Linked DNA regions of Homo sapiens: region 2 is linked to region 1. A link is a loop called in an ENCODE intact Hi-C map of the cell type or tissue named here. Cell type or tissue: heart left ventricle. All regions are shown on one strand. Each heading gives the region's core, and the rest is flanking DNA. Links, peaks and the distances in the headings are about the cores only.

Evidence for each region. Peaks named below come from ENCODE experiments on the same cell type or tissue, not always from the same donor. Only the 100,000 strongest peaks of a DNase experiment are listed, where the experiment ranks them.
Region 2: a loop joins it to region 1, with 2.1 times the contacts of the local background. A loop is called at or near these places in 13 of 110 quality-filtered maps.

The regions. Positions count from the first base shown.
Region 1 is chr4:184,281,291-184,297,762 of GRCh38, reverse strand. LOC105377582 (a long non-coding RNA gene) reads left to right here and starts at 4,151. Exons shown (of 6, transcript XR_939552.3): 1 at 4,151-4,214. It overlaps LOC124900825 (a long non-coding RNA gene), which reads right to left and starts at 10,018. Exons shown (of 2, transcript XR_007058413.1): 1 at 9,622-10,018; 2 at 1,239-4,069. RefSeq lists enhancers at 8,801-8,940, 9,301-9,440, 13,288-13,377, 13,888-13,937, 13,968-14,087 and 5 more. In heart left ventricle, for the core only: a CTCF peak has its summit at 9,950; no DNase peak of the experiment used is centred there.
Region 2 is chr4:184,399,280-184,415,751 of GRCh38, reverse strand. IRF2 (interferon regulatory factor 2) reads left to right here. Exons shown (of 9, transcript NM_002199.4): 6 at 7,477-7,594. Among named protein-coding and RNA genes, the nearest start is that of LINC02362, 25 kb to the right of the region's middle. RefSeq lists a silencer at 2,203-2,497. In heart left ventricle, for the core only: a CTCF peak has its summit at 8,860 (motif pointing left); a DNase peak (open chromatin) is centred at 8,549; H3K4me3 peaks cover 536 bases; H3K27ac peaks cover 2,501 bases.

The DNA.
Region 1 (16,472 bases), core at 7,170-12,169:
TAATTAAGAATTTTTAAAAGCTGGGTATGATCTAGGATATGATCACTCCAGCATGGAACATATTAAACGTTTTCCTTTCTTTTCTTTTCTTTTTTTTTTTTTTGAGAGGGAGTCTCTCTCTGTCACCCAGGCTGGAGTGCAGTGGCGTGATCTCAGCTCACTGCAAGCTCTGCCTCCTGGGTTCAAGTGATTCTCCTGCCTCAGTCTCCAGAGTAGCTGAGACTACAGGCCCCTGCCACCACACCTGACTAATTTTTTGTATTTTTAGTAGAGAAGGGGTTTCACCGTGTTAGCCAGGATGGTCTTGATCTCCTGACCTTGTGATCCGCCCACCTGAGCCTCCCAAAGTGCTGGGATTACGGGCATGAGCCACCGCGCCCGGCCACGTATTAAACTCTTTCAAACAAGCTTTTCTTCAAACAGGTATAATTTCCCCTTACTTCCTTCATCATTACCTTTCCCGTATGTGCATCTTTTTTCTTCTGCTGGAAATCCTAATACAGGCTCATAATCCATTATCTCAAATATTTTGTTTTTTGTTTTTATTTTGTTGTTATTTTAAAAAATAAATTTCCTACAAACATATTTGATGGAAAAGCATACCCTTTACTTATGCGAAGCTATTTTTAGCCATAAAAATATTAGTGTGACTCTATGTTTTGCTGCTGAAAAGCTAAAATGTTTGATTTCAGGATCTATCCTACATCCTGCTTGGGATGTTATATAGTATACACAGTATGTAATGTATATAACATGCAATATAATTTCTAGAAATTGGAAAAAATCTAAATTCCAAAACCCTTCTGGCTTCAGTGGTTTCATAGAAGACATTGTAGGGCTGTAATCACATATTTCTCTCCCGGGTCTATCCTCAAGGCTTTTTCTCAGTATTCCCCAGTCTGAATTTTCCCTCTAGGTTTATGTATTCTTATCCACTTGAATTTTCCAGCTACTAATAAAGTCTCATTCTTATAATCATTGACTTCAATTTATGTATCCTCATCTTAACATTTGAAAATCATACTTTGATTTATACTGCAATTAAATTTCTTTTATGCTCTTTCTCTCTTTTTGATAAAGATGTTATATGTTTTCTCCCAGAGTTCTATTTTACTAGGGATCTGTAATAGTAGTTATCCTGCATGAGAACTCCTGTACTAAGTCTTGTAGTAGTAAGAGTTTGGTTTGACTGCAAATGACTGGTTCTTTCTCACCACCATATGAGTAAAAACAGCTACTCAGGCAAGATAGATGTTTATTTTCACATAACCATGGACAATTCAGAACTGTTGGTATGTGGACTCCACAATTTTCAGGAACCAAATCCTTCTATTTTGTTGCTTTGCCATCTTTGACATTTGAATTCCATGTTGTGGGTGGGGTCAACTGTCAACATCAGCAATCAGGCCAGCAGGAATGAGGTAAGAACTGGAGCAGGACACAGCATTTCTCTTTAAGGACATTTCCTTGAAGTTGCATTTATCAATTCTCTTTCCATTTCATGGAACTTAGTCAAGTGACCACACTGACATGGAAGGCAGTCTGAGTAATGTAGTCCACATTTGAGTGGCCATGTGCCCAGGTAAAAAATCTTCATAGACTACGGGGAAAATAGATACTAGGAGACTCCTTGCAGTCTCTGCCACTGGCTGTTGGGTACCTCATTTTCCTCTCGCTTCTTATTATCCTATTCAATCTTCAATCAAGAGTCAAGATCAAGTAGTTGGGTCTCTTATGTGACACAGACCCATGAGTGATAGGGGGCCAGTGATCTACATCCCTATGGGGCAAGGACTGTAGTCAACTGTCCCTTAAGACATACGTCTTCTTGGAAATGGTAAAAAGAATGCAAGTGTAGCTTTGGCATTCATGGATACAATAATAAAATATTGAAATACAAAGTTTGGAAGCAGTGGACTTGAATCAAATGGAAGCAGAACAAATAACAGCTTTGATAATAATAATCTTCACATGACACTTTAACTTTTCAAAAGTGTTTCCACATTCTGAATATTATTGTACTTGACAGTGAAAATAATCATGATTTGTTGAAACTTATATTAGTTCCCTATTGTTGCTGTAAGAGATGATCACACATTTAGTGGCTCAAAACAACACACATTGATTATCTTACAGTTCTGGAGGTCAGAGTGTCAGAAATAGGCCTTACAGGGCTACCATTAGGGTGTTGGCAGTGTTGATTCCTTCTGAAAGTTCCAGGGGAGAATTCATTCCTCGCCTCTTCCAGCTTCTAGAAGCTGTCAGCATTCCTTGGCTCGTGGCCTCACCCTCCTCTGCTACTCATGCTGATCTCCTGCCTCCCCCTTCTAAGGATCCTCATGATCACACCAGGCCCGCCTGGCTAGCCCAAGATAATCTCCCATCTACAGATTCATGTCTTTTTCACACCCGTGAAGTCCCTTTTGCCATACAAGGTAACATTCACAGGTTCCAGAGATTGGGGCATGTGTTTTTACATCATGAGTGTTGTGGACTGAATGTGTGTGCCTCCTCCAAGTGCATGTATCACAATCCTAACCCTCAATGTGATGACTTTTGGAGGTGAGGCTATTCATGGGGGCTCCACCTATGTCACGAGGGTGGAGGACCTGTGAATGGATTAGTGCCATTATAAAAGAGACCCCAGAGAGTGCTTCGGCTTCTTTCAGCCACAGAGAAAAGCTGGATGTCCATGAGCCAGGAAGCGGGTTCTCATCAGACACTGAGCCTTTCAGTGCCTTGACCTTGAACTCCCCCACCTCCAGAAGTGTGAGAAATAAATATTTACTGTTGAAGCCACTCAGTCTATAGTGTTTTGTTATAGCAGCCCAAATAGGCTGAGACAATAGGTTTTATTATTATTCAGGTATGGTGAGGAAATGGGTCAGGAGATGACTGCCATTACGTACAGCGTGTGTTACTCACAATTCAAGAGCAGAGGTCACACCATGCCATGCAGGGCCACGTGGGGAAGCACCAGGATCGGTCAGGAGGCAGAGGGAATGAGAAGAAAATGTGGGCAAGAGACTTCATTATGGGTTGTGAGGGGGAAATGTAGGACAGGCAGGCAGGTGTAGTATTGCCCATTTTAAATAATTTCACTGGGCTCTAGGGCATCGTGGCTATTTCTAGTTGTTTAATATCTGTCCCTGGGGTGATTAGGGCAGGGGGATAGTGGCTCTGCAAGTGAAAGCTAGATAAAGGGGGTCAGTGGGGGCATGGGCTTTGGATTGGTGGCTTGCATACAAAAGGCACACTTGTAGGTGAGTCCCTTACTACTGCTAGGAACTGACCAGTCCTGGGAGGGGGAGTCTCTCCAGGATCAGCAAGACCCCAGAAGCCAAAACATCAGAAAACACAGAAACTAAAAAGACATGATTAGAATAACATGGACATCTTGTAATATAAGTATGACATTCAGTATAAGTGTTATATTCAGTTTACAGATGAGAAATTTGAGACTCAGATATTAAATAACAACTGTCACACAATCTCTAAGAGGTAGAAACAGAATTCAAAGCCAAATCTGCCCAAATAAAGCTCATTCTCCTGAAACAAATGTCGATATCCCCATTTTACAGATCACAACCCTTTATCAATGAAAACAACTCTGTACAGGTAAGGGAGGCATCCTTCATGAATTCTTCCTCCCGTTTCCACAATTCTTGCAATTAATCAAACAATCTGAGCCAGTCTTCACTTCATGAGAACAGCTGTCTCCAAAATGCTGAGGACATAAACAACTATAGAATAAACTGAGTTTATGGCAGAAAATCTCCTACGATGTGGAAGAAAGGAGACCTTCGTCATCTTTCTCTGTCGTGGACGTCTTCTCAGTGTGTTGAGGTGTGCTCTGTGACTTCCGTGGAAAGGGCATGGCTGTGTCCTTCTATGCATTTTGCAGTCATTCCCATCTGCAAATACCATTCCTTCCATAAATAACAATCACTCATTAACTCCAGGGACTATTGACTTCCCTTTCTTCAATAAACACTTCTGTGGGCTTGCTGTCTGCTTCCTCCTTGCAGCCACGGTAACCATTGTTGGGTAATGCATGGTTGCCAGGCTCCTGAACGGGAGTGAGATTTTTTTTAAACCTGATGTCACATCCAGGACAAACAAGAGAAGTCCTTTTAACCAAATAGGACTCCTATATAACAAGAGTCTTTGAGAAGAGAGTCGTATGACCTAAGATGTCCCCTCCAACTACTTTGGTAAGGGTCCTCCACCCACAGAGATCTTCCTCTATTCTGAGATGGAGAAATAATGATTAGAGACTTTACGCATAAAATGCCTGCTGTGCCAGCATCCATAGGTGGACCAAAATTCAGTTAATCCTCACAACTGCCTTAAACATAGGTACTAATATAATTGCCATTTTAGAGATGAGAAGAGCTAAAATTTGGAACATTGAGCCCTATGTCTAGCGATGAGAGTGAAGCTGGGATTTGGACCCGTGTGAATGATTCTAGGTTGGAGTGTGTGCTGTAAAACACTCTCGCTGGTTCACCTGAAGTTTAGGGCACACATCATTTTCATTATGTGTATTTTACTACCCACTGGCTTTCTTGTTCTAGAGGTGAAAGGATAGGCTCTCTTCTTCTCAATGAGTGAGCTTATACCCGGAAAATACAGACTTTCAGGAAACTGGCAAAACAAAGGCAATCTTTCTCTAACGAGGAGAAAGGGAGAACTCTTGACCAAAAGAGAAAGTGAAGGGCAGCTATGACCAACTGCAAGACCCCTCCCCTCCCCTCCACACACACACTCTCACACACTCTCACACACTCACACTCACACACACACTCACACACACACACAAAAACACTGAGAAAGTGAAGGGCAGCTATGACTAACTGCAAGATCCCTCCCCTCCACACACACACACACACACTCACACACACACACACTCACACATACACACTCACACATACACACATACACACACACATTCACACACACATACACACACACACACACTGTGAGAAAGTAAAGGGCAGCTATGACCAAATGCAAGATCCCCTCCCCTCCACACACACATACACACTCACACATACACACACACACTCACACACACACATACACACACTGTGAGAAAGTAAAGGGCAGCTATGACCAACTGCAAGACCCCCGCCCCTCCACACACACTCGCACATACTCTCTCACACACACACACACTCACACATACATACACACACTCACACATACACACACACTCACACATACTCACGCACACACATACACACACATACACACACTCACACATATGTACACACACTCACACATACACACACACATACACACACACAGACATACACACACACACTCACACATACACACACACAGACTGGGAGGTGCACTGCCCTGATTCCAGCTGGTGGACGGCAGGGGCAGTGCTGGGCCACTCTGGAGTCTCTGAGCCTTTCCATTTCCTATAAGCGGGGATGGTCCTGCTATGGAGGCTGGCTGGACATTCTGGCCTGTGATGGCATCATTCACCAATCATTTAACAACAAACAGCTAGAGTCTAATCACACTCAGACCAATCATTTAACAACAAACAACTAGAGTCTAATCACACTCAGACATTCAAAATCTACCACTTGATTGCAATGCTGCATCGGCCAGCTTTACAAGCGAGGTGTCAATATGGAGAGTGTGTTAGTCCATTCTTGCACTGCTATAAAGAAAGAAATGCCTGAGACTGAGGAATGTATTTTAAGACAGGTTTAATTGGCTCATGGTTCTGCAGGCTGTACAGGAAGCATAGCAGCTTCTGCTTCTGGGGGAGGCCTTAGGAAACACACAATCATGGTGGACAGCAAAGCGGGAGCAGGTGTCTTCCATGGCAGGAGCAGGACCAAGAGAGCAGAGAGGTGCCACAGACTTTTAAATAACCAGATCATGTGAGAACTCACTATCAGGACGATAGCTCCAAGGGGGATGGTAGTAAAGCATGAGAAACTGCCCCCATGAAAAGCATGAGAAACTGCCCCCATGATCCAATCATCTCCCACCAGGCCCCATCTCCTACGTTGGGAATTACAATTCAAATGAATCTGGGTGGAGACACAGATCCAAACCATATCAGAGACCAAAGAAGGACAATCTTCCCATGAAGTTATATTTGCTTAAGGGGCTCCCAAACTGCATTTTCCTGGGGGCCTCTTCTGTGGCAGCATGTCACTACACTGTGAGGCATTATTCCTTGACTATCTGCACCTTATTGACACTCAGATGTAGGCTGACATTCTTAACCTGTGTGAGAGTTTTTAGATTGGTAAGAACAAAAATAAAGGTGAACAACCACACACAGAATTAGTAGAAATAAAAAATAAGCTGTTAATCAAAAGAAAAGAAATGAACTGTCAAAAACGATATGAAAGTAGCCAGTCTTATTCTCAATGAAAGAAATGTAAAATCAATAAGATACTATATTTATTTATCTGCCCTACAAAAAACAAAAGTAAAACCCTTCTGTAGACAGTATAAGAAAACATTTATATATGCTGTAGTGAGAGTATAAATTGGCTTAATTATTATAGAAAGACACCTTGGAAAAAATACCACCTTAAAAGCAATAGATTAGATAGATGAGATAGGTAGGGCTAGGTAGGCGTGCGTGCACACACACACACACACACACACACAGTAAAAAACATACAGTAGTTCTCCCTTCTTCGCCGCTTTGCTTTTCAGTTACCTGAAACCATGCTGTCCAAAATATTATAACTGTGTTCAACTATGGTCCAAAAATATTACATACAGTAAGATATTTTGACAGAGAGAGAGAGAAAAACCCTACTCACACAACTTTTATCAGAGTATATTGCTACAATTGTTCTATTTTATTAGTTATTGTTGTTAATCTTCTACTGCGCCTAATTTATACGTTAAACTTGATCATAAGTATGTATGCAATAGGAAAAGACAGTTTCCAGAAGGTTCTGAAATGCGTGGTTTCAGCATCCACTGGGGAGCTTGGAATGTACCTACAGCAGGTGAGGGGAGACTACTGTGTATATATTGCATGTCCTTTGACCCAGCAACCCAACTTTCAGGCATGTAATCTGAGGTGATTAAGAATGTATGACCCGGCTGGGCCCAGTGGCTCATGCCTGTAATCCCAGCACTTTGGGAGGCCGAGGCTGGCAGATCACCTGAGGTCAGGAGTTTGAGATCAGTCTGGCTAACATGGCAAAACCCCGTCTCTAGTAAAAATACAAAAATTATCCGGGTGTGGTGGTGCACACCTGTAATCCCAGCTACTCAGGAGGCTGAGGCAAGAGAATCGCTTGAACCTGGAAGGTGGAGGTTGCAGTGAGCTCAGATCGTGCCACTGTACTCCAGTCTGGGCGACAGCGCGAGACTCTGTCTCAAAAAAAAAAAAAAAAGGAAAAAAGGATGTATGACCAATATACTTGAAAAGATGCTTAACCTCACTAGAAATCAAGGAAATGCAAATAAAACACAAGGTTCCATTTTTAATCAAAGTGGCAAAAATCAAAAGTTTGATCATATAAAGCGTGGGCGAGGTTGTGGTGGCACACGTGCCCTCAGCTGCTCTGCAGTGAGAGCGTTATTTTCCAGCTACTTTGGTGGGCAAAATGTTTCTCCTCTACGACCTAACAATTCCACGTTCTGAATCTCCCCAGAGAGACATCTATCTGCACATGTGCACAAGGTGAAGATTGAATGCAGCATTGTCTGTCTTAGCAAAAGCTAAACACAACCCAAATATCCAGGGATAGGAAAATAACTCAATAAACGTCGGCTTATCCTTATTATGGAATCCCACACAGCAGTTGCAGATCTTCATGTGTTGACGTGGAAATGTCTCCAAGGCATACTGCCAAGTGAATGGACAGCATGTTAACGTCTGTGCGCCACTCGGCCTCACAAATAAAAACGATTCAGCATATCTATCTGTCTATATCTCACTTAGGTATCTGAAAATATACGTACGTACATTTCAAAAAAGGGTACGCATTAACCAATAATAGTGGCTGTCTCTATGATGGCTATAACAACTCGATTGAAGCTGGTTAATGAGGACTTTAGTCTTACCGGTTTTAAGGAAGTTTTCAACAAGAACATGTTTGTTTACAATATGCGTAATTTTAAAGTGTTTTAAAAAATAACTGTGAAGATTTCACTACACTAATACTTACCAAGGCATTATTCGGTAGAGTGAAAATTTGGAAATAGCATAATTGTCCAACTACAAGGTATTTAGTTAAATATATTAGGGGAGATCTCATGATACATTACAACACAACCATCAAAATAATATTTAGAAGTCCAGTAAACAACCAAGAGGAAATGTTCAGAATAATGATCAAAAGAAAAAAGCAGATTACGAAACAGAGTGCACCTCATTAAACACCTGTCAACCCCAGGGTCCAGGGCAGAGAAGTCAGATTCCAAAATCAGAGCATGCTGGCCCAAAGGCTAAAGGTTCGGTAATGCCAAAGTCAGCAATGCTGGTGCAGACACAACAGAAAACTGAGGGCCAAAGAAATTGAGAAGAAAGCCAGGCCAGACGGCTGGATCAAGGATGGAGGCAAAGTGCTAAGGGTGCTGCCTTAGACAAATCCTGTCTGCACCTCTCCTCCTTCCACACCCTTCTGGAGTAGGCCCAGCTGTGCCCAGGGTCTGAACCCAGGCACTGATTGTCCCGAGTCTGGAGGAGGTCTGGGCCTCGCCCTCTAACTGCTTCAGCAGGGACTGGGTCAGGCCAAGGACAATGGCCTCCACCTGCTGGGAGATCTTTCCAGACCAGAGAGCGGAACCTGCAGAATGCAGAGGCCTTCTGGTTTGCTGGACAGTGGTGTACATTCCAGGCTCAACTCTTCATTCCTCTAGGGAGTGAAAAAACCCGCTCCACCTCCTGAGAGCAAGGCTAGGTTGTGAATACCCTTTCCTTTGACGTATTGAGAAACGGGTCCACATTCATTCAGTCACGAGAAATGTCACTCAAAATGGGAGTTTCCTCCTTGAGAATCAAGAATGAATGTTAGAAAATTAAGTGGCAGAATTAGTCAAAGAGCAACCCCTTAGTGGAATAGATTTGACATTACAGAAAAGGAACAGAGAGAAAGGAGAGAGAACAGAAAAAGGGGGTGGGTGGATAAACGGTGGGGAGAGAAAGAGAGCTTGATTTCTGCGTTTATAAATGACAATGCGGTTTTGTCTAACCACCTGCTGCAGCAGGGCTGGGACACAAGGGAACCTGTGCCCTCCCATGCGGTGGAGGGTAGAAGATCAGAAAGACGAGAGGCCGGGGAGAGGCCGAGATTTGTACATCCAGCTGAAAAATAATCAGGCTCCTAAGCACAAGGCAGTTATGGTTTTAAAAAATTAAAATAAGCAACGAAACCAACCACCCAACACATTCAAATCCCTGCATGAGTTTGAGGATCGAGAAGTGGAAGAATTGAACAGGGAGAAACAACGAAGACGCGCTTCTGCTGCAGGAGGCAAATGCCAAGTGTCAGAAATGATTCCTGAAGCTGGGAGCCTCTGAGTTCAACTCATTATTTCCATTTGTTCATTTGTTTTTTCTACTGTGTTTCAATACCTTTTCCTCCTCTGGCTTTTCTACCTGCATGAAGTACTTACTGGTGGTGAAGGGGAGACACAACTCCCAGCCCGTTGTTTGTTTTACAAGTGGACTCTTGCATGGAGAGGAAGCTCAGGAATGGGGTGGCTGGGCAGGAGGGCTGCTGTGTTCCAGGTTCCAGCAGACTTGCAGACCTGCCCAGGGCAAGAGGAAGAACTGGTGAAACCTGCACGCCTGCTTTGAAGATCTCAAGAACAATTTGCTTTGCTCCTGTGGCTAAGCCTGCAAACATATTAAAAGCTTTTCTGGGTGATTTGTCAGTGGATTTAGTTAAAGAATTTATAGCCTGACCCTGGGAATCGGTCTGTGCTTCAGAGCAACACTGACACCACGTGTTTGAATCTTTAGGACTAAAAGGAAAGTAAGATCACGAATGGAGGAGCAAGGAGAGATCCCAAACATAGCAGCTCTCATTATGAGGGTGCACTCATTTCACCCACTGAGGCTCTGAAAGGGTCAGCGCTGATGAGCTGGTCTGGCCTCTGCCTGCTCTACCCAAAAGTGAATGTGGGTGTCTGTAATTCTTGGAGTTCTTTGAGGTAGAAAAGATTATTCAGGGACTATTTTGATTTTAAAAATTAATATTCAACTTATTGAAGCTAGTTCTTAAGTTTTTAAAGTTCAGCTTCTAAATCTTATCACTTTATTTATTAGGAAAGTGCATGCTCAACATGCACTTAGTTTAGTATTTGGGAAAGTCTGCCAATCAGAAACGAAAATATTCAAAAAGAAACCTGAGTATAAAAAATGGAAAAAGTATACTTACAATATTTATGGGGGCTAATTAAATATGCTATGGGATCCCCTCAAATATTGACATTTCCTTTACAAATTTATTATATTCAGATTTTTTCAAGGGTATCTGACTGAGAAGCTTCCCCAAATACTTAGATAACTTTAAAAAATCATATAAAATAAACGTAAAAATAAAGCAGCGTATTAAGTTGCTGAAATGACCACATATTGTTTTCAAATTTTAAAAACTTATCCTTTCAATTTAATATCATAAATGTAAATAACTAAAAAACATGTAACATTAGAATCATAAGACTCATAAGACTCCCAGAGCACTTTGGGAGGCTGAGGTGGGCGGATCACCTGAGGTCAGAAGTTCAGGATCAGCCTGGCCAACATGGTGAAACCCCGTCTCTACTAAACATACAAAAATTAGCCAGGCGTGGTGGCGTGTGCCTGTAATCCCAGCTACTTGGGAGCCTGAGACAGGAGAACTGCTTAAACCTGGGAGGCGGAGGTTGCAATGAGCCGAGATCGCACCGCTGCCCTCCAGTCTGGGCAACAGAGCAAGGATCCGTCTCATAAACAAACAAACAAACAATTAAACAAAAGCAGTGCACTCCATTAGGCAATAAGTGGTCTATCCAACATTGAGAGGAGGTGCTGCCCTCCCTCTGCCTTAATTCTAAGTTTTGACTAATTTTCCTAAAATTGTTATCAAAAACATTGGTGATGCAGCATTTTTAAAATAATGCATTGAGAAACCAAAACTTCTGGTTCCGGCTCTTAAACTGGCAGAACAATGATGGAAAATCAGCCAACTTTTGTCTCCCCCTTCAGAAATGTTGCTGAGCACATCTGGTTCATCCTTTCCCTGGCCTCCTCCTCACAGCCGTTTGGTTCCTACGGCCTAAAAGTGTGTTGTGTAATTACTGCTAGGACTTTCTATCTAGTCACCGTAAGTTTTGCTGCTGGCACTTTTACTTGGATTTTTAATTTGGATTTGCATTTCTTTTACTTGCTTGTGTACCAGTGCCAATTAAATTATAATACAATGGTTTCTTATTACTTAGAATTTTTATTTTAACTTTGCTTAAAGTCTCTTTTGGACTTAATTAGATTCTTAATTATATAATCATTTTTATAATCATGTTAGCATTTCTGGGCAGTCAAGCTGTTTCATGACAGTTAGTTGACAAATATTGATTGTAGGGGGCTGCTGATTTTAAGATGTCCTCAATTTCATAGACGGCAAATTGTGGGTTGGTGGGGAACATGTCTCAGATTTGATGAAACATGGGACATCACAGAATATCTGAAAGACTAAATTGAGAGTCTAGCATACAGAACACTCATAGCGTCTATTTTTTGGTTCTTCATAAATGTTAATTCCCCTTTCCTTCTCCCAATACTCAACTTTAGGTGACTTGACTAACGTACATCTTCCTCCTGCAAAAAGCAATGCAGAGTATTGGGGAATAGTCAACAATTGTAAAGGTTCCCCAACTGCCAGTTTCTACAGACCCTGGTTCTTCCCTTATTCTTACCTGTGTGGGTGTCTATCTGACACGGCTGGAGGAGGGTCTGAGGTCTACCTGCTGCCATGAAGTCATGAACATGTGAATCAGAATGCTATTAGGTTTAGGTATAATATTGCTTCTACTGACGCCCTAACCTACAGAGTAACGCTTGACACAATCTCATTTTTTGGGGGATGTATTTCTTTTTAAAGAAATGTGTATAAATGTATGGTGTACAAGTGCCATTTTGTTACATGCATAGATTGCCTAGTGGCCAAGACAGGGCTTTAGGGTACCCATCACCCAAATAATGTACATTGCATCCATTAGGCAATTTCTTGTTATCTACCCTTCTCATGCCCCCTCACACTTCTGAGGACCTATTGCCTATCATTCCACTCTCTACATACATGTGGACACAATTTTTAGCACCCACTTATGAATGAAAACATGAGTTGTTTGACTTTCTGTCTGGCTTGCTTCACTTAAGATAATGACCACCAGTTTCACCCATGTTGCTGCAAAAGACATGAAGTCATTCTTTTGATGGCCAGATAGTATTCTATTGTGTAAATAACACATTTTCTTTATCCAGGGGATTTTCTTCTTCCATTGATGGACATTTAGGTTGGTTCTATAGCTTTACTATTGTGACTAGTGCTACAATAAATGTATGAGTGAAGGTATCTTTTTGATAAATTGATTGTTTTCCTTTTGCATAGATACCCAATAGTGGAGTTGCTGGGTCAAATGGTAGCTCTATTTTTAGTCTGAAAAATCTCCATACTGTTTTCCATGGAGGTTGCACTAATTTATATTCCCACCAACAGCGAATGAGTTCTTTTTTCTCTATATCCTTGCCAACATCTGTGATTTTCTGTCTTTTTAATAATAGCCATTCTGGCAGGGTAAGATGCTATCTCATTGTGGTTTGGATTTGCATTTCTCTGATGATTAGCAATGTTGAGCATCTTTTCATATACCTGTAGGACATCTGTATGCCTTCTTTTGAAAAAGGTCTATTCCTTTTTTTTTCTTTTTTGCATACTTTTAAAAGTACATTAAGAGGGGATTATTTGTCTTTGTTGTTGTGTTTGAGCTCCTTGTATCGTCTGGATAGTAGTTCCCTGTTGGATGAATAGTTTGCAAATATTATCTCCCATTCTGTTGGTTGTCTGCTCACTCTGTTGATTATTTCTTTTGCTGTGCAGAAGCTCTTTAGTTTAACAAGTCCCATTTGTCTGTTTTCGGTTTTGTTGCCTGTGCTTTTGAGCTTGCAGTCCACAATGTCATTTCATGTGAAATAGTACCGGGGAGAGCTTTCCAACCTTCTCCATGTCAAGGCACATACAAGAAATGACACATTAGTCCAGCCACAGGGGTCAGCGTGGAGGCTCCTGGAGACCCATCCTCCTACCTAGGCCGCAGGAGGACGCCTCTCACACTGCAATCCCCCTGCTCCTGCTTAGGGCAGAGAAGAAACTCGCGGTGTTTTTTATTGGAAGCACCGGAATTACTGGACTTAGGATGTCTGTCCCAAGAAGGGGAGGAGCAGGGGCGGGGACATCCCTGGCAAGGGTGACGTTTGAGGAAAAACGGCAGGCTGATCTGGCCAAGCTGCTGGGCACCCCTGGTCTACCCGGCCCGGGAAGCATCAGGAGCCTGTCAGAGGGGACCTGGTGGCGGGCACCTGGATGGCAGAGGGAGGCGGACAACAGTTCCGGGACAGCGCGCTCCCATCTCCTGCTGTTTTGAGAGCCTCTTCCCCTGCTTCCTGCCCCAGAAAGCCCCATGCCTTCCTCGGGAAGGTCACTCACGGGTAAGCTCAGCATGGCTGTGACGGGTCTGGGTCCGGTGATGCTCAGCTTGGGAGACTCCAGAGAACCCGCACGTGGGGCCTAGTGCCCGCAGACACCCGTGGGGTCGGGGGTACTGTTTGCTCTCCAAGCCACCAGCCAGGTTGTGCACAACGCCAGGACAACTCTTCAGGGCTGAGACACGTGGCTTCCCTGGGCCCAGCACCTGGGCAGCACGTTCCGTGTGTATGCCCTGAAATCACACCAACGCATGCAGCCAACCCCGAGACTCAACCCCAAGGCCAGGACACGGGGCCAGTCCTGGAGCAGCACAACGGGGTGCCCAGCTGTGACCCTGCCTACCCGGAACCCTGAGTCTGGTGGCACTGGAGGCTCAGCATCACAATGATCCTTTCTTGTGTTACCAAAAAAAAAAAAAAAAAAAGTTTAACAAATACAGGCCATTGTTCTTACTTTTTAAAAAAAGGACTGACTGCTTAGGGGACTGCAGCCATTTAGCCCTGCCTGACCTCCAAGAGTGAAGGGGCAGAGTCCCCACCTGTCACCATCTGCAGGACAGCCATGCGCCGCTGCACTCTCTTTGGCTGAGAACCTCCAGCATTGGTTATAGGCCCCACTGTGGACCCAAAGTGAAACTCTGAAAATAGAAATAAAGCAGCTCATGCTCCAGCAAACAAATACTATGATTTCTGTCTACTGAAAGAAATGAGTAATCAACCTCTCAAAAGTCAGAATTCAACTACAGCATGTTCACAAAACCACTCACACTGCCCCCAGATGGGCACAGATGTTGACTCTGCATCTGTTCTAATTTTCCTCATGAACCTGTGCCCACTGGGGTAACAGGAAAAACAAACTGAACTGTGTTTAGCATGAGCTGGTAAACTTAGTCTGTTTGCAATGATAGAAACTACTCCAGCTTAAAACAAACACTCAGCCCCTTAGCAGAGACGTGCAGATGTTCGGATTTGATTGCCCTCTCCGGCTCCATGGCAAGGTGAGGCCTGTGCTCTGGATAGAGTGACCATCACAAATCATCTTCCAAGACGGGCACTTTTTTTTCATTTTTAGAAACAAGTGCCTGGTTTAGAATGCAATGCGTGTAAAAATAATGCAGTGCTGTCCGTGTCCCCAAACCATCCTCAGGTAACCGTGGTTAGCAGTGTCCTTCCAAATATGCTCCCTGCATAGAGGAACCTTGCACACATAGGTGAGCTTTTTCTCATTATTACTTGGAATTACAGCATGCATCTTATTCTATAATATTTATTTTTTAACCACTCAGGTCAGATCAATCCGAGATGTGTTTGAGAGAGAAAGAGGGCACTATTAATAATTATGCCAGTAGAGCAGGTGATGTTTGTTCACCCTAGTTAGAGAGGAGAGGTGTGGCTTAGGAAAACTCATGGCAGAGCAGACAGTGAGGCCCAGTTTGTATCCTGTATTGACATGCCAGTCTGTGCAACAAAGCGGCTGGGTTGGGCCGCTTCCTGCACTGTTGCCCTCTGAGGTGTGACTGGCCTCCTCTGGCCTTTTGGGGTGATGCACTGCAGACCACGGTGGAGTCTGAGGACCCGGAAAGTGTTTTCTGGTTTTGATGACTGATTCACACTAAGGCTTGTTTGAAGCCGTCTGAGATCTCTGTGTGCCAAGGCATCTCAGTATGGCTGTGTGCCCTTCATGTGGCTCGGGGAAACTGTCAGGACTCCAGGGTGCGACATGCAGGCCCCTGCACCCTACAGCCCCGCCTTGGGTTTAACTGTCATCCACTTGCACTGTTTTGGGTGTGGTGCTGAGCTGGAATTCTCTGGGACCAGAAACTTCCCCTTCCTCTGCCCAGAAAAGTGGACAATCAAGGTTCCCAGGCTCACTGATCTGGGTATTTCTAAAGCCTCTCTCTTCCTGCTTGAGAGCTGTTTCTGTCCTCAGAGAAGGGATAAACTGAAATCCCAGATTTTGTCATCCTTGATCTCCCTCTCTTTCCCTTCCTCCTGCAACCTCTCAGTTCCAGAAAATGCAGGCTGTCCATTTCCTCCAAGTCAGAACCTCCTGCTAAGGATGCCACTGAAGGACTGGAGGGATTTTTCTAAACTGATCCGGGCCTATGATGTGGGTCATCTAATTTGGTTTTTGACCTACTAAGAAAACCAGAAAACCCTCTCAATAGCAATCTGCTTTCCAGCTGATTATCTTACTACAGACATAAACAGAAATTCAACGTGATGGTCAGCGTTGAGCAGAGATGCCACGGTGTTGGTGGGTACTGCTTTTCCCCTGAAGCGCTCCACTCCAGTCTGTCAAAGGGCAGCAAGCCTCCAGTAGTTACAGAAATGGTAACATTGCCAAGATCTGCTTCATCCTTTGGCTGTTGAACGGGTGGCTTATGGCCCCTGAGCTCACGACAAGGAAAGAGAGAAAGAAAAGTGAAAAAGAGGGCCCCCACCACCTACCTACCTGCTGCTGTTCCAGCTCATCAAAAACAAAAGTCTAAAACAGTGGCTGGAAAGTACCTTGCATGATCCCTTCACAGAAACAATAGAGAGGAGCAGCTGCACAGGGACCACGGGACACCAGGCAGACATTCTCCCATTGCTTCTCCTGCCTTTAGCATCCTTTTATCTTGCTTCTCCCATAATCCAAGCATCAGATCCCATTTCCCTCTGAATTCTCCTACTTCTCCCAGCACTTTATAAAACCGAGTCCTGTCCCCAGAGCCCCAGGTCAGTGCTCCCGGCACACCCAGCAGGAAACAGCAGGGTGGGGGCCAGGCAGTGGGTG
Region 2 (16,472 bases), core at 6,929-11,928, 120 kb before region 1:
ATAATCGCAGTTAATGGAGAAATAAGAACGGAGTAACAGATGTTGCCTTTTCAACACACTTTGCTCACATGTACCCACTGTATTCCATCGAACGCCAGATGCCAATGATGCTAAGATGCACTGTTATTTTATGTATCTCTTAGAAAAACTGCTTGCAATGAAACCATGACACGTAATGGATTGAAAGGCATGTCCTCTTTCAGGGATGTGGCAATGCGAGGAAATGTACATCTTAGTAGTTCATGCCATGTGGTGGTCCCGTTTGTCTGGGATCTCTACAGCCACATGGGCACTGGTGGTGTCTTCACATGGCCCTGAAATGAGCAAGTTGTGGAAGGCACGGTCCTGGGTGGGCTTGACCATCCTGGCCCAGGGAAGTAAGTGAGAGATCCCGTTAGGTGCAGCCGTGTGGGTCAAGAGCCACCTCAGCCAAGTGTGTTTTATGAAATCCTTGTGCCGTGAAGATATGATTCATACCTGAAACTTTTTTCTTGAAAGGACCTGATTCCTTCAGCGGAAGGCAGGTGATTCATTAGGCCTAAACACAGCCTTACTTTTGAATTTAGATCTACTTGCATTGTGCTTTCCAGTGTAGCAGGGAAGCTCAGAAGAGGCCAGTGGGCTTCCCGAGTTCTGTGCTTCCTGGCTGTTCAAGCTATTGTGTGGACTCAGTGTCTCTGTAGAGTGTTTGAAAAGTGAACTCCCTAGGGCGTCTGGAATTGGAAAGTCAGAGGACAATTACTAGCTATTAATATATTACTTTTTAATTGTGTATCAAAACACCCAAGCACTGAGTTAATATATCCTGTGCAAATATACTAAACCTACTTAGTCTATCCAAATATGTAACTGGATACACTACGTAGGTTTCTTCTACTGAGGAAATTTGTCTTTCATATGGTAACTAGGTATGAATATTTGCTGTTGAAGCAAGCTTTTCCCAATCTTCAAGTTGAAGTTTTAATTAGCAAACAATGTTTACAACATGTAGGCCAAGTATTAGAATTTTCTTGGGGTCACTCATGATTTATCTCCATGCTATATGTCCCCCAACAAATAGTCTCCCCAAGACTGGAACACCCAAGGCCCATTGGCCATGTGGCAGGTGCAGAAACGGCCTCAGCATCCTCTGACATTTCGCTTTGTGAGCATATCCCTACAAACTCAGTCAGCCATGTTTTCCTTGAGCTAAGCCCCACCTGTGCGGCGGTAACTGGTTATCTAAGGAAATAAGAACAAGAAAAACAGCTGGGTACAGTGGTACATGCCTGTCCCAGCTACTCAGGAGGCTGAGGTGTAGGAGGATGGCTTGAGCCCAGGAGTTTGAGGCTGCAGTGAGCCGTGATTGCACCACTGCGCTCCAGCCTGGGCAACAGAGCAGGACCCCTTCCCCACCTCAAAAAAGAAAGAAAAACAATAATGAGAAATCCTGGATTCTACATCATCAGTGCATGTATATGTTTCAGAAAATATCATGGAACGGTTTGCTCTGAGACTTCAGACAAGGCCAAGAACAGTAAGAATAGAAGTAGTTAAAACAGAGGGGTGCTAGTTGATATTTTTGAGCTGATTCCAAGTTCCCAGCTATGATTTTTGTCTCACTGAGTTCTCCCTGTGATGGGCAGGTCATTTCCCTTTTATACATTTAGGAAATGGGTGCACAGAGAAGCTGATTCATTTTCCCAAGGCTGCATTGCTTTACAGAGCTGAGATTTGAATCCAAGTTTGTCCACCGGGTGCCTCGTAGCCTTTGGGGCCTAAGCCAGGCCTTGAGGGGTGGACAGGGTCAAACTGGTCCTTCCGCAGCACTAGGGGCATCAGGAATGAAGGCCTGGAGATTACAGTTGGTTTGTCTTTCCTGGATGAGACAGGAAACTGGCTTAATTAGAGCAGGAGTTTGTGTGAGAGGGCAATGGGAAATACAGGCATGTAGGTGGGGCGAATAGAAATGGGTACTTCCTGCTTCGGAGGGTTGTTTGCAGCTGAAACATACATGCTTGAAACTGTAAAGTGCTTCCGGATCAAAGTGTTAGTGTTATGAAGGAGACAGAATTGGGAAGGGCTGCCAAAGTCGCTTGGAAAAGATTAGGCCTGGTCTGTATTCGTTCTGAGCACAGACCTATGGGTAGAAGTTACAGAAAAGCAGATAGGGGTTCGGCTGCTCTTTCTCATAGAGCTGTTGGCTCTAACAGTGACCTGAGCTGGATTAAAACACAGCACACTCCCTGGCAGGGCTGCTACTGGAGTGATCCCTTCACTAGTTGGAAGAGGTCTTCAGTTTTTAAACTTTAATCAAATGAAAGCACACACCAGCAACTCACTTGAAAAACAGATAAGATGAGAGATGCCCTGGGTGAAGCAGGTTATCAGGCTTATTCTGCCTGCCCGGGATCCTCCCTTCCCATGTGGTAGCTCAGAACGGGAGCTCCGAACCCAGTTGGAAGAGCTTGAGGGACAGTTTTACGGAATGAGACACAGTTGAACTCCTTGTAGCACACTTAGAGCAGGCGGGAATTGATATGTAAGGGAGGCCTTTCTCACCGGGATGGGAAGGAGTGGGAGGCAGGAGAGACTGCTGTGGAAAGGCAGTAGCTGGTGCCACTGGCATGGAGGGAGGAGACATTTCTCCAGAAAGTGGAAGAGGGTACGGAGGATGCAGATAAGAGCGGCCTAAAGAGGAGGCCCCGGCGTTTTGCACCTTCAGAAGCGAGTGTTGGGAATGCAGGTCGTTTTGTGGAGAGGGTGTTTCGCTTTGGACATGCTGCCTTTGAAGTGACAGAGAGCCCTGAAGGTAAATGCCAGCTAGAAAGTTGGAGGGTACAGCACTTGAGTGAGTGCCCAACGGGCAGATGTGTGGTCATTTACTTGAGAATGGCGTTGGTAGCTTTGGAAACTGATGCCTTCTCTAAGAGATGCAGACAAAGGCCCGCAGAGAAGATGCAGAGAAAAGTGAGCTAAGGGAAAAAGTCAAGAGGGAAGCTGCAGTGAGAGAAGGGAGGAAGAGAATGACGATGGCCTCATTCCAAGCAAGGAGCAGAAGGAAGGTGGTTCTGGGACCGGGCAGGAGGCCCCAGCCTGTCTTACGAGAGCTTCTGTTGTCAGTGGCATTGCGCCTCTGTGCTGGGTGTGTGCACTCGCCAAGGTCCAGTTCCCTGACCTGCTTGTGAAGTCCAGCTGTCAGCCTACACGTTCTGTTAGCAGAGACTTAGAGATGTCCTTAAATTTGATGTCCTTAAATCTGGCTTCAAAGAGACTGGCTTTGCACAGATGAGTTAGAGCATTTTGGAAGGTGGGAGGTGGGCTGGAGGCCCATTAAATGGGACTTCAGGGACAAGGGGCATTAGCACAGGGTTGAGACAGCATGGGCTCGGAGCAGAGGGGAGTCCCTCTGCTGTCCTCTAACTCTGGTCTGTCCCCAAGCCCATTCAGCAAGTGTAGCTTCAAGACCAGCTAAAGGTGTATTATTTTACAGGTCTAAAGAAGTGTGCTCCTGCCCCTGAACTCTCTCTTGTGCCAGTTTGCTTTTGCTTAAAATCCCTTAAACCAGAGACCAAACCTTGGATTCTGTAATTATAGCAAAGGTTCTTGAGCGTCAATGTTTGGCGGAGTTCATGCACCCACGTAGATCAATCCTTGGATTCTACAATTAGAGCAAAGATTTTTGAACATAAATGTTTGCTGGAGTTCATGCACCGTGGAGAAGTCTGGACCCAAGCAGAGTCTTTTTTTTTTTTTTTTTTTTTTTTAATCTTTGGAGCAAGGGGAGAAAATTAAAAGCCAAGAAAGCTATGGGTTACTTGATTTACAGAAGAGTCTCTATCTAAAGTGAGAAAGGGAGCAGACAGAGGGGATGTGAATCCTGACCAGGATTAACCGGGCCAGGTTATGGTGCAGCAAAGCAGGAGTTGAGCCAGGGCAGGAGTGGGGCATCGGGGGTCCAGGAGAGGCTTCGGGCGAAGAGTGTTCAGGGCCTGCAGGATCTCTGTGTTTATTTTACATAGAGAACTCCACACCCCTTTTCTTCATTTGAGATCCTTGGATTTTTAATATACCTTAGATTTAGATATTCCTACTTCTAATCATTTCAAAAATTGTGACCCAGTTTAGTGAAGATCCTTCTCTCCTGGGCCTGTTCTGCACCCTGGATGGAGGTGTTTCGGGAGGTGCTGGCTCCGTTTTACTGTGCCATTGACTGTACTGTCTGTCCAGAGTGACGGTGTCAGTGAGATGATTGGCACTGATGGCTCTGAAATGACAGGGTTTCTTTTGAAGTGGGGTGAGGGGAGTAACACAGTGTTTGGAATAGTCTCTCCTAGCCTCCATCGGTGGAATATATGATGCCATTATAGAAGTGGTCAGTGCAGGATACAGGGTAAGAATGGAGAGAGTAGAAGGCTGGGCATGGTGGCTCATGCCTGTAATCCCAGCACTTTGGGAGGCCGAGGTGGGCAGATCACCTGAGGTCAGGGGTTCGAGACCAGCCTGGCCAACATGGTGAAACCCCATCTCTACTAAAAATACAAAAAATTAGCCCGGCATGGTGGCAGGCACCTGTAATCCCAGCTACTTGGGAGGCTGAGGCAGGAGAATCTCTTGAACCCGGGAGGTGGAGGTTGCAGTGAGCCAAGATCACGCCATTGCACTCTAGCCTGGGTGATAGTGTGACACCCCATGTCAAAAAAAAAAAAAAAAGTGTGGAGAGAGAGTAGAACAGTGTTCAAAAGAGTGTCTCAGTCTCCGCTGGAATTAGGGCAGGATACAAGGGCTTCTTAAGACAGAAAGCTCCTGGAATTGAACCATATTTCGTGACCAAAGACAGAGTTCAGTTCCGGTGTCTCTGCAGGCTAAAAGTAGCGTGATCTTGGAAAATTAATTTAGTCTCTGAGTCATCGTTTTCTCAAGTGATAAAAGTATCACTTGTCACTAATTAAACTGTAGATCATGTGTAACACTTAGAGGTCTTCAATGGAGAAATCAGAATTAATTTAGCTTTTTAAATATATGCAAGCCTGACTGCCTCATTACTTTTATAAGAAACCTAGAAACAGAATGACTAAAAAAATAAGGTCAGACAGCAAAGGAAGCCCATACAAATGAGCAGTTCTCTTGTAACTTCTTCAGAGGCCTGTGCTTAGTTCTTTTTGAGGGAGTTGAAGAGATGGAGGTGGACTAGTGAAAGGTGGGGCATGACTCGGGGTGGGGAAACTGACCAGGGGTCATTGAGGACGCCATTGAGAAAGGAGGCTGCTGTTGGAGAGATGGAGAATTGCAGCAGTGTCAGACAGTTCAGGCCGCCATGGAGGGATAGCATGGTCCATCAGAGGTCAGCATATGGGGCTGGGGGAAGGGATTTGAGAAAAGGCCATTGGATTTGGGAGAGCACAGTTTTGTTGGTGACCTTTGGTAATGGTGAGTGCTTATTTACTAGTAAGTGCCATGTACGTAGTTAGCTCATTTAATCTTCACCTTATCCCTATGACGTGGGTCCTATTATTGTCCTCAGTTTACAACTGTCCGCAGTGCCCTAGGGTGGCTTACAGAGGTTAAATAAGGAGCTGCAACCAGTGAGGAGTGGAGGTGCCAGGCTTTGCTCCAGGCCCTTCTGATTCCAAAGCCCGAGCTCTCAAGACCCTTCTGGGAGCTTGATTCTGCAGGTGGAGAGGAAGCGAGACCACAGGAACTAATGGGGGCCCAGGTGGAGAGGCGAAGTCCGGAAAGGCAGACAGCGGGTCGGAAGTTTGGTTGTGAAGGAAGGGAAAACCTGCTGACTCACCCAGGTCACAGGCAAGTGGGTTTTTTTTGTTTTTTGTTTTTTGTTTTCAGAAGGGGCAGACTTTTTTTTTTTTTGTCTTTAAGAATCAGGCTCTCGCTCTGTCACCCAGGCTGGAGTGCAGTGACATGATCATAGCTCATTGCATCCTTGAACTCCCGGGCTCAGGAGAGCCTCCCAACACCGCAGCCTCCCAAGTATCCAGGACAAGAGGCGTGCACCACCACACCCGGCTAATGCTTTCATTTTTTGTAGAGACAGGGTCTTGCTATGTTGCCCAGGCTGGTCTCGAACTCCTGGGCTGAAACGATCCTGCAGCCTCAGCCTCCCAAAGTGCTGAGATTCCAGGGTGAGCCACCGTGCTTGGCCCAAGAAAAGGCAGACTTCTTATTTAGAACTTGTAAGAGAGAAGAGTGCAAGATGCTGGGGGAGAAAGGAGTAAAAATCGTGCCTGGTAGGGATGGATATTCTGGGCCTGCCCTTACGCTGGACCTTCGGGACATCTGGTAAACCAGGCAGTGTATGGTTTGTTTAAAAACCGAGCTATACAGTGGAGTGATGCCTTTGAAGTCATGTTATTAAGGTGGGAGTTTGCCAGGTGGGATTATGAAGGAGGAGGTTATTTCCCCTCCTTCCGTTAGTGACTTTTTGAGGATTTTGGGGGGATTGATTCCAAGTAGTGTATAAATAAGCTGATGAGAACACCCACCATGTTTCAGAGCCGACCACTGTTGACTTTTCCAAGCACAGTCACGTCTACTTGCATGATCCTCTGCTTCCAGTCCTGTGTTCCTTCTGCTCTCTACCCTCTTCCGCTTTGGATTCCTTGGGTGTTGTCCTGTGTGGCTTTTGTCTGACTTGATTGCTATCGTAGCAGCAGATGCAAACTTACCTTGAGAGCTGAACGTCCACAGGCACCTCAGGGCTGGCTTTTGCAGAGCTGTTTAGTACAAGGGAGTGGAGGGTTCTGGTGCACTTGAAAAAAAAGCACACATTTAGAGCTCCAATAAGGGAAAGGAATTTGTTCTCATTATTTCATTAGTGTGCACGTGCAGAATTCTTGGGCTGGATGAGATATTCAGCCACCTGAAGGGCATTTATGTAAAGCCCATGGTGTGGGGTTGCCCGGCTGGACTCAGGCCAGGGTGATCAGCCAGCCATCCAATGCAGGGCCTCAGGTGGCCAGAGGCCATGGCAAAACTTATCTGCAGAGAATTCATCTACAATGTCCTCTGGGCTCCTGTTCTTGGGCCAGTCACTGAGGCAGAGCTTTTCCTAAGAAATAATTATGAAAGAGGTAGCATGATTCCTCCCTGGTGAAAGCCAGGCATTGATTCTTTTGAGCACCCCCTCAGAGGAGGAGAGTGTAGAATCCACGCAGTGCAGCATTTTACAGAGACAATGATGCAGCTCTGCGTAGCCCCAAAGCTATTGTCTGCAGGTGGAAGCATTTCCTAAAGGCAAGCCAGATGGGCCGGTACCGTTTCCTTGAAGGAAAATGGAAGGAGCTGAATACCCAGCAGTGCACCCTGGGCAGAAATGTGCTTTAAAACAGGCCAGTTTAAAGAAGCAGGGGATGAATGTATTCGGCAGCTGAACATGAATGACCCTAGCATTAAAGAAAGTAGGCAGAGGGTAGAATTTCAGCTAAGAGAAGGGAGGGGAAAGGAAGTGTTCTCAATTCTTTTTTCTTTTCTTCTTCCTAGCAAGAACCAGTTGAGTCATCTCTGGGGCTTAGTAATGGAGTAAGTGATCTTTCTCCTGAGTATGCGGTCCTGACTTCAACTATAAAAAATGAAGTGGATAGTACGGTGAACATCATAGGTAAACTGTTTTGACGTCTCATTTTTTATACATACCAGCAGCCCCCTGGGGCCTAAAATTTGTAAAACAGAGAACTTCAAATAACATAGTCAGTGGGAGGAGGTCTTGGAATCATCTCAGAATGCAAGTTCCAGCCCCCAGATTTCAAGGCTGAGAAACGAAGGCTTTTGAGGATCAGATAAAGGAACTTAGACGGGTCAGCCTCCGTGGAAGAAGGCTGGGGTGACCTCCCAGGAAAAATGTTTGTTTCCCGGCGGCTCGTGGCTAGCGATCCCAGTCTTTCACTATTTGGTTCACGTGGGCAAAAGAGTATTTATTTAACTCGGGAACCAAGGAGAGGGAAGATGGTCCTCGCGAGTCCTCTCAGCAACTGCTTCCTGGCAGACAGAGAAACTGAGGCACAGAGACATGTTGCCAAAGGGCCCACTCTGATTCAGCAGATATTTTTGAGCACCTTCTGTATATCAGACTCAGTACTAGGAGCAGGAAATAGATGGAGGAGGCCCAATTTCTTTTCTCATGGAGGGACAGAGATAGTAAACAAAGACACCCCCAGATAACTGCAGTGTTACCATGTGTGGTAAATACTGCAAAAGAAAAGAAAGGCGAGAGAAAAATCAAGGCACCAAATTTAGATTGGAGGTCTCAGAGGAGCAGTGTTTTCCCTCCTTCGTAACAGTTGAACAACTTCCAGATGTAGCTAGCTGCACCCCCTGTAAAGATGCAGGCTCTTTACAATGAAGACACATCTTCTGATGTTCCTTCTCTCCTGTATGGCCAGATGCACAGGAATAGTGCCCAAAAGACCTCAGCCTGCTTTCCCTTTAAGGGGAAGGAGAAGAAAAAACTCCTTTTTATTTTTACTTTCTTTCAGCATTGAATTTTTGTTGTGTGTATGGTGACTTCTGTTTTTGGGAAACGGAAGAAGCCAGCAGCATGCTGAATTGTCCTGACAGGCCTCCGCTGGCCTCTTGCCGAGGTTAGCAGTGCTTTTTTTGTATTTAAACCATCTCCCGGGCAGTGTAAAAAGTTTGCAGGTGCGGACATTCTGTCTGACTGGTCTCGGCAGTGCTCTATAACCCTGTTGTGTTTCTTGATAAAACACAGCCCCACCCTTTAATAAAGCAAAGATTGCTATGAAACCAGAGAGTCTATTCATTACTGTGGAGTAACTAGAGCAGTCTGTAGTGACTAGACATACGGCAATTAGGAAGTCATGGAGTTGGGATTTTTGTCTTAATTTTGGCTGCTCAAAGTGCCCCCTGTAGGATATTCTTTTTTCGGGAATTGTTTCCAAACTTGCCTGTCTTTATCTATGGTGAAACTCAAGCCGCTTTTTAAGGCAAGCCTGCAAACCCAAGTATCAACATGGGCTCCTGAAGGCACAGGAGAGCAGATTCACAGCTTACTGACCAGTGTTAGGGTCCCCACGAGGGCCACCCATTTGAACTCAAGGTTGGCAGACTCTGGCCCCAGCACTTGCCGTGGTTTCAGGATGGCCAGCGGTGACACAGGGCTATGGAACCCTGGGTCTTCATCTCTTCCCATATCCTTTGTTTCACCTTCTTTTTGCCATATTTTATTGTGCTTCAGATAGAAATTTTATTTATAAGATAAAAAGTAGCTCTGAGGCTGGGCGCGGTGGCTCATGCCTGTAATCCCAGCACTTTGGGAGGCCGAGGTGGGTGGTTCACGAGCTCAGCAGATCAAGACCATCCTGGCCAATATGGTGAAACCCTGTCTCTACTAAAAATACAAAAATTAGCTGGGCGTGGTGGCAGGTGCCTGTAGTCCCAGCTACTCAGGAGGCTGAGGCAGGAGAATCGATTGAACCCAGGAGGCGGAGGTTGCAGTGAGCCAAGATGGCACCACTGCGCTCCAGCCTGGGTGACAGAGGGAGACTGCCTCAAAAAAAAAAAAAAAAAGATAAAAAGTAGCTCTGGGTGAGTCTTTAGATGGAAGGCACCACCTCTTAGGAGATCACCCATGCTGTCAGCTGTGCCCATGCCTTCTTCCTGGAAGCTGAGTTGTTCACCCCTTAGGAGAAGGGGCCTGAGACAAGGCATTCGATTTTATCCACACCCCTAGAATGCTCTTAGCAAGATGAAACTCCATATGAGATGTGAACCCTTACATCGCAATATGCCCAGACACAGAACCCACAACAACATACTTTATTCTTGGCTGTATTGGACCTGGAGCACCTGGGCACTGAGGTGAGACTGTGGGGCCACTCCTCAGTCACCAGGTGCCAACCGAGAGACCTGGGCAGTGGAGTTGGGCTGCTGTGTTTTCAGCCTTAAGAAGTTTTTATTTACTCAAGAAAGCTGTCATCTTTGTGTGAGGCTATATATTATTTTCTCCTTCCCTCTCTCCCTGGCTGCCGCTGCCTCGTTTATAATTAGCTGTCAGCTCCTCCTATCTTCCCTCACCGTACTTCTCAAGTCCATCCCCTTGTTTCTGACACTGTGTGTGGGCCTGCCTTGGCTGTCACCTGGGCTCTGCTTCCATTCTGCTCCCCATTTCTTCTTCTCACAAAATAAAGAATGCCAGTGTCATCATGTCACCACTGCCCCTAAGAGAAGGAGCTGAGTTCCCCCAGGTCCCCGGGGTCTGGCATGATCTAGGCCCTGCCCACTGCTTTCATACCTGTCTTTGAACTTGAATTACTCTGAACGAGTTAAGCTCCCTGTGGCTGCTCATAGAGACAGTGAGGTTGGTGGTGGGTCTCCTTATGGTGGAGCAGCTGCAAAGGCTTTGTCCACAGGGCACAGTGAGGGGTGGACACGTGGCAGTTCCAGCAGGAGGTATAGCTCCAGCCCAACACGTCTCATCCACACTTCCGCTCCCAGATCATTGACCCTTGAGACACTGGTTACCTCTACTGAGTTTTGTTTTGTTTTGTTTTGTTTTTGAGACCGAGTTTCACTCTGTTGCCCAGGCTGGAGTGCAGTGGCACAATCTCGGCTCACTGCAACCTCCGCCTCCTGGGTTCAAGCGATTCTCCTGCCTCAGCCTCCCAAGTAGCTGGGATTACAGGGATGCGCCACCATGCCTGGGTAATTTTTTTTGTATTTAGTAGAGATGGAGTTTCACCATGTTGGTCAGGCTGGTCTTGAACTGCTGACCTCAAATGATCCACCTACCTCGGTCTCCCAAAGTGCTGGGATTACAGGTGTGAGCCACCGCGCCTGGCCTCTACTGAGTTTTTACTGGGATACATCCTGTGCTTCCCTTCGTGTAGTAGCCTGAGATGCTGTTTTCTCACGGGGTGCAAGGTGCACGCTGCCCTGTCCCACTCTTGCCTCCTCCTGCACTCTGTCACCCTGGTGAGGTGTATGCAGCCTGTAGTCAGGGACAGCCTGGCCCAGGCACCTACAGATCCCTGTCTCGGAGTCACCGGCCCCGCGGTGATCTTCTCTCCCACCATGGCTCTCGAGTGCCTAAACCAAATCATGGCTGTATTTTATACCGAAAGAGCACGAGATTAGAAGTCAAAAGGCGTGGGTTCTAGACCTGCTTCTGAAGTTTTTTATTTACCATGTGATTTTGGGCAAACTCCTTAATCTTTTGAAATTCAATTTCTATATAGATTGGAAACAATATATAATTATTTATAAAATGGAAATATTTAAAATTATATAGAAAATGGAAATAATCGTACTGATCCTGCCCATCTCGCAGAGTTATTGTGAGGATGAAGTGAAATGTACAGATAAATCACTCTGGGGCTAGAAGGGGGTAAAATGATATGATTATCATATTACCAAAATCATATTAAAATATATTTGATTAAGAAAAGTAGCCTCCATCTGTGCCATGTCATCAAGGCTGGTGTGAAGTTTAACTCCTGAAACTTTCAGAGGGGTCAGGGGAAATTTCCCTGCATGATGCTCTGCTGATGGCCTGATTTTTTATGCCTGCTAGTAAGTTTCATTCTTGACTCTGCAGCTACCTGGGTGACCTTAGCAATTTACCTGAGCTCTGGGTTTCAGCTTTTTTCAACTGTAAAATGGTAGGACCAAACCACCTCCAAGGACCCCTCTGTTTCTAATAATCTGCTTTTAAGCACTTTCTCTGAGGCATGGGAGCAAGTTGCTTTCTCAGGTGGAGACCTACATTAAGTCAACAATTGCTAATAAAGTGAGAATGACCTTTTAAAGAAGCAAACCGGTTCATCAGTAACCAGCCATAAATAATATTGTTATAATTCTCAGCAACTAGATTCAGATAAAATTGCATTCCTGTGGGTGACTCTTTTCAGATGTGCTGACTTTAATAAACTGGAGAAACTTAGTGGATTTCTAGTTCTTCTGTTTGAGAATTTCCCTGGCACACAATAGATAACTGTTGAAAAGAAATGTCACTATTAGTTCTGAGCCTGGAGACTCACTAAGGTGAGATTCAAAAGTTTTTATCCTGAGAGGGGCTAAGAAAGCCCTCAGTAACTCAGTTTGGACTTCATTAACTCTCTCTGTTAGGGAGAGCATATTATAAAGAGTTGAAATTTGGAGTTGGGTAAGGCTAACATTGAATCCCGGTTCTGCTGCTGATTGTCTGTCTGACCTTGAATTAGTCATGTAGTTCTGTCTTGTATGGTTGTTTCAGCATGTCTAGAATGGGGATCACTATTGTGCCTTCCTCATGGGTTGTGAGGTCTTGGGAGGTGGTAGGGAGAGGCAAAGATCAGTGCTCAGAAAGACAGGTTTTGTCATTATTCAGTCAGGACACTCTTTGGTACCCAGAGGAGTGCCACTTCTGACTGTTTACTGTAGCAGGTAAGTTTGTTATTCCTGTCTTTTCACCTGTCAGGAGTCAGTGTTGCTGTCTGTTTTGCCGCTTGGTGGTCCAGGGAAATCAGTTCACATGTCGAGAGAGAGAGAGAGAAACAGATAGAGACTGGTTAGTGAGAGTGTTGATGCTCATCTGAGAGCATTTCGATATTGGGATTTCCCTGCTTCTCTCATGGGCTTTCACTCGAGAGCTGGAAAGTTTCTAAAGTACCCACGATGTCTGGATGGAGAGAAGCCATTGTCCCTTACCAGGGCATAAAGCAACACACTCCTATGGGGGAATTTGGCCTGAGAGATAACGTAATTATATTAACTTGGTATCCAGATCATAGCCCAGAAAACAGACTGACTTTTCTCTCCTGGTCAGCCGCATTCAGGATACACCTAAAATCTGCATGGACGTGCTTATCTACTTTTTTCCCCAAGTCATGTATATTAAGTGAAATACGGTAAAATTCACCCCTTTTAAGGCACACGGTCCTATAAATGTTGACAGACGCACTCAGTGATGTAACTACCACCATAGTCAAGACAGAACATTTTCATCACCCCAACACGTTTCCTCCCTGGCCCCAGCCCTCGCACCCACAGCCGGCTGTCTTTATCACTTCCCAAAGGTTTCAAGAGTCCACTTGTCAGAAGTCTTGACATTTTTCTAGAAAACATTAATTGTCACGTCCCGTATTTGCAGATTGTCACAATCCCCTGCAGGACTCCACTCTGGCTCCAGTCAGTGAGCCTCGGCCCCATCACATGTCCATTTATTCAGGGGAGAGTCCCTGAGCGCCTCTCCGGTGGGAGTTGTGAGCATGTGTCATGACTGGACACAAAAAGTTCATACTTTGGTTGAGGAGAGATGCCATTGACCAACTCAAAGCTCCATACGGGTATATAGCGTTAACCAGCAACTTGAGGTCAGAAGTGTCACAAGGTCGCGGCCCATCGTAGTTTCGGCCGAGTGACGGGGACAGTGAGTGAGAGGCACCCAGGGGAGAGAGGCCAGTCTGTGCTGGCGGGTCAGGAAGGGGCTCCAGAAGTCAGGGGCATGGTGAATGCTGCCTGTTGCTCAACCCCCACTCCTGTGCCACTACCTCATTGAAGCCTTTGATTCCTCAAACTGGAAAAAACACCCCACTTCTCTAGCTTCCATTGTATGGCCCCCTTCTTTTTCTTTTCTTTCTTTTCAGTGCTCACGGCCTTAAACTGACTCTCTAGATGGTTAGTCGCTGGCCTATAGCCATGTATATGAACTTCTTACAAACCGGATCCTTGACTGCATCGATCTTCCGCTGCTCCTTCTAGCCCTGGGAGGCTGGGAGGTGCAAGCAGGTGTTCCATAAATCTCTGTTAGTTGAATAACCGACTAGGACGTCATGGGGAGAAGCAGTGAGAGAAAGAATTCCTGGTTGGAACAAAGGGATCTGACTAGGGGGATACTTGAGCTGCTGCCATTGTTTGTAGTCCCAGCTGGCTTGCCCTCTTTCTGTTAGGAGCAACGTGCAAAGGAGAGATGAGTTTTGAAATATTGGAAGTTAAAATGGCTTTGACTTAAGTCACATTTATCTAAGACCTTCACTGCCTTAGTATGCAAGGTATCGCTGCGCCCTCCCTCCTCAAACTCTCACACCCCATTTGGTTTCTACCTCCACCCACCAGCTGCTTCTTAGGACTTAGGATAGGGCAGGCCATTATCTTGTTTTCCTGCCATTTTATTTTACTTGGCTGGAAGAGGCAGAGGAAACTAGAGAGAGGTTGGTGTAGGTCAGCGTCAGTCTGTGTCTAGTGACCTGCATAATTGATGTCCTCACCCTCACGTAGGATAATCCAAAGGATGAAATAAATGGGCTTGGGAGTCTGCCTGCCATATATAGCCTGCCTGCCTTTTCTTTAATTTTATCCCCACCAGGAAAACCTAAACAGGATCCGGTTTCCCTTCCATTCTGTATGCTGTGGCTTTTGGACTCTTGTATCACAGCCCCAAATCCCCTTTCTGAGCCTCTTTTGTGCCTTTCCTTTCTTTATTAAAGAACCTATGAATTGCCACTGCCCTCTAAAACCTTCCCTGCGTAGAAATCAGATAATGTGCTTGTCACTCCACAGACAGCAATTAAAACAGGAACCTGTTTATAAACAAAAATACTTCAGAAAATAAAATACTTGGAGTGATTAAAACGAGCCTCTCCATGACGCCTGGCGTCTCAAGGAGACTGGAATGCGTTCTAACCTGAATACTTTGCCGATTGGTGAGAAAATGACTGCAACATAGAGCACCACATATACTCCAAGCTGTGCGAGTCTGGACAAGTCACTCTCCCTCTCTGTGCCTGAGTTTCTTCATCTATAACAGGATAACGATGCTTTCTCTGTCATCCTTATGGGTTAAAATGTTAAAATAACAGATACAGGTATGAGTAAAACGTTGATGATGGTGGCAAAGTGCTTTGAGGACCTTGGGAATTATTTCTTCACCTTTATTTATTGAAGCTAATTTTCAGGGACATTTCATCCAACTAACAGTGGTATGAGGTCAGTTTCATTCAAAATGAGGGCAGGACCTTAGGGACCTTCAAATTAAAATGGCCATGAAACATCATGACTTACCTATGAGAATGGCCAAAATAAATAAACAGTGATGACACGAAATGCTGCCGAGGCTGTGGAGAAATTTGATCACTCAGACACTGCTGGTGGGAATGTAAAATGGCACGGTCACTCCGGGAAGCAGTTTGGCAATTTTCTTGTAAAATTAAACATGAAATTACCATATGACTCAGCAATTGCATTCTTGGGCATTTATCCCAGAGAAATGGAAACTTATATTCATACAAAACCTGAACACAAACATCCATAGCAGCATTATTTGTAATAGTCAAAGGCTTGTAGCAACTCAGACATCCTTCAGAGGGGAGAATAAACACACTGGTACACCTATACCGTGGAATACTACTCGGCAATTGAAAAGGAACCGATGACTGATACACACAACAACTTGGGTGACTCTGCGGTGAATTATGCTGAGTAAAAAAAAAGCCAGCCCCAAAAGTCTACTGTATGAGTCCATTAATATAACATCCTTGAAATGAACAAATTAATGAAATGGGGAACAGATTAATAGTTGCCCAGGGGTCATGGACAAAGAGATGGATGGGGAGGTACTGAAGGAAGGTGGCTATGGTTACAAAGAGTAACGTGAGAGAGATTGGTCGTGATGGAACTGTTTGGTGTTTTGACAGTGGTGGTAGGTACATGAACCTTTATGTGTGATAAAATTGCACTTAGTCCTGGTGCAGGTACACACTCACACAAAAGAGTGCAAGTAAAACTGAGGAAATCGGAACAAGATGGGTGGATTGTTATTTATGTCAATACTCTGGTTGCGATATTGTATTCTAGCTTTGTAGCCTATAACCATTGGAAGAAGTTGAGTAAAAGGCACACAGGATCTCTCTGTATTATTTCTTACAACTGTATGTGAGTTTACAATGATCTCAAAATAAACAATATAAGAAAAATATTTGAGGCAGTTTTCAGAGCCAGGGTGGTCAGAATCCATCTTATCAGTGTTCCGGGGAGCTGATGCTACTAATGTTTGCCAGAATTGGAGATCTGACTCTATTCCATTGTGCTGATATTTCAGCCAGTTGGACATGTTGCCTGTAGAGCAGGAAGAGAGCTGGGAGCGTAAGCAGAGCGCCACCCAGCTAGATGGGGACCTTGGGCATTTATCCCAGAGAAATGGAAACTTATGTTCATACAAAACCTGAACACAAACATTCACACAGCTAGATGTGACACAATTGGGTAGATTTTCATGGCCCTTCCTCTTTAGTAAGGTTTGATAATGTCTCCCTGGATTGTAGAACCCAGAAAATAAGCACAGCGCCTTCTTTTGGAGCAAGAGCAGGGAGCAGAAATCGGTCAGGTTCAAAGTACTGTCATGTCTGGCCCTGGGGCTGGGGCTGGATGCCGCCTCTGGTCCTGTGGCCTCGGCTGTGACGGGGTTGACTGTGGAATTCTGCTGAGCTGGAAAGGACATGGCCACCGTGCGTGCCATTGGCAGGCATGCTGGAGATAGACCTGGGGAG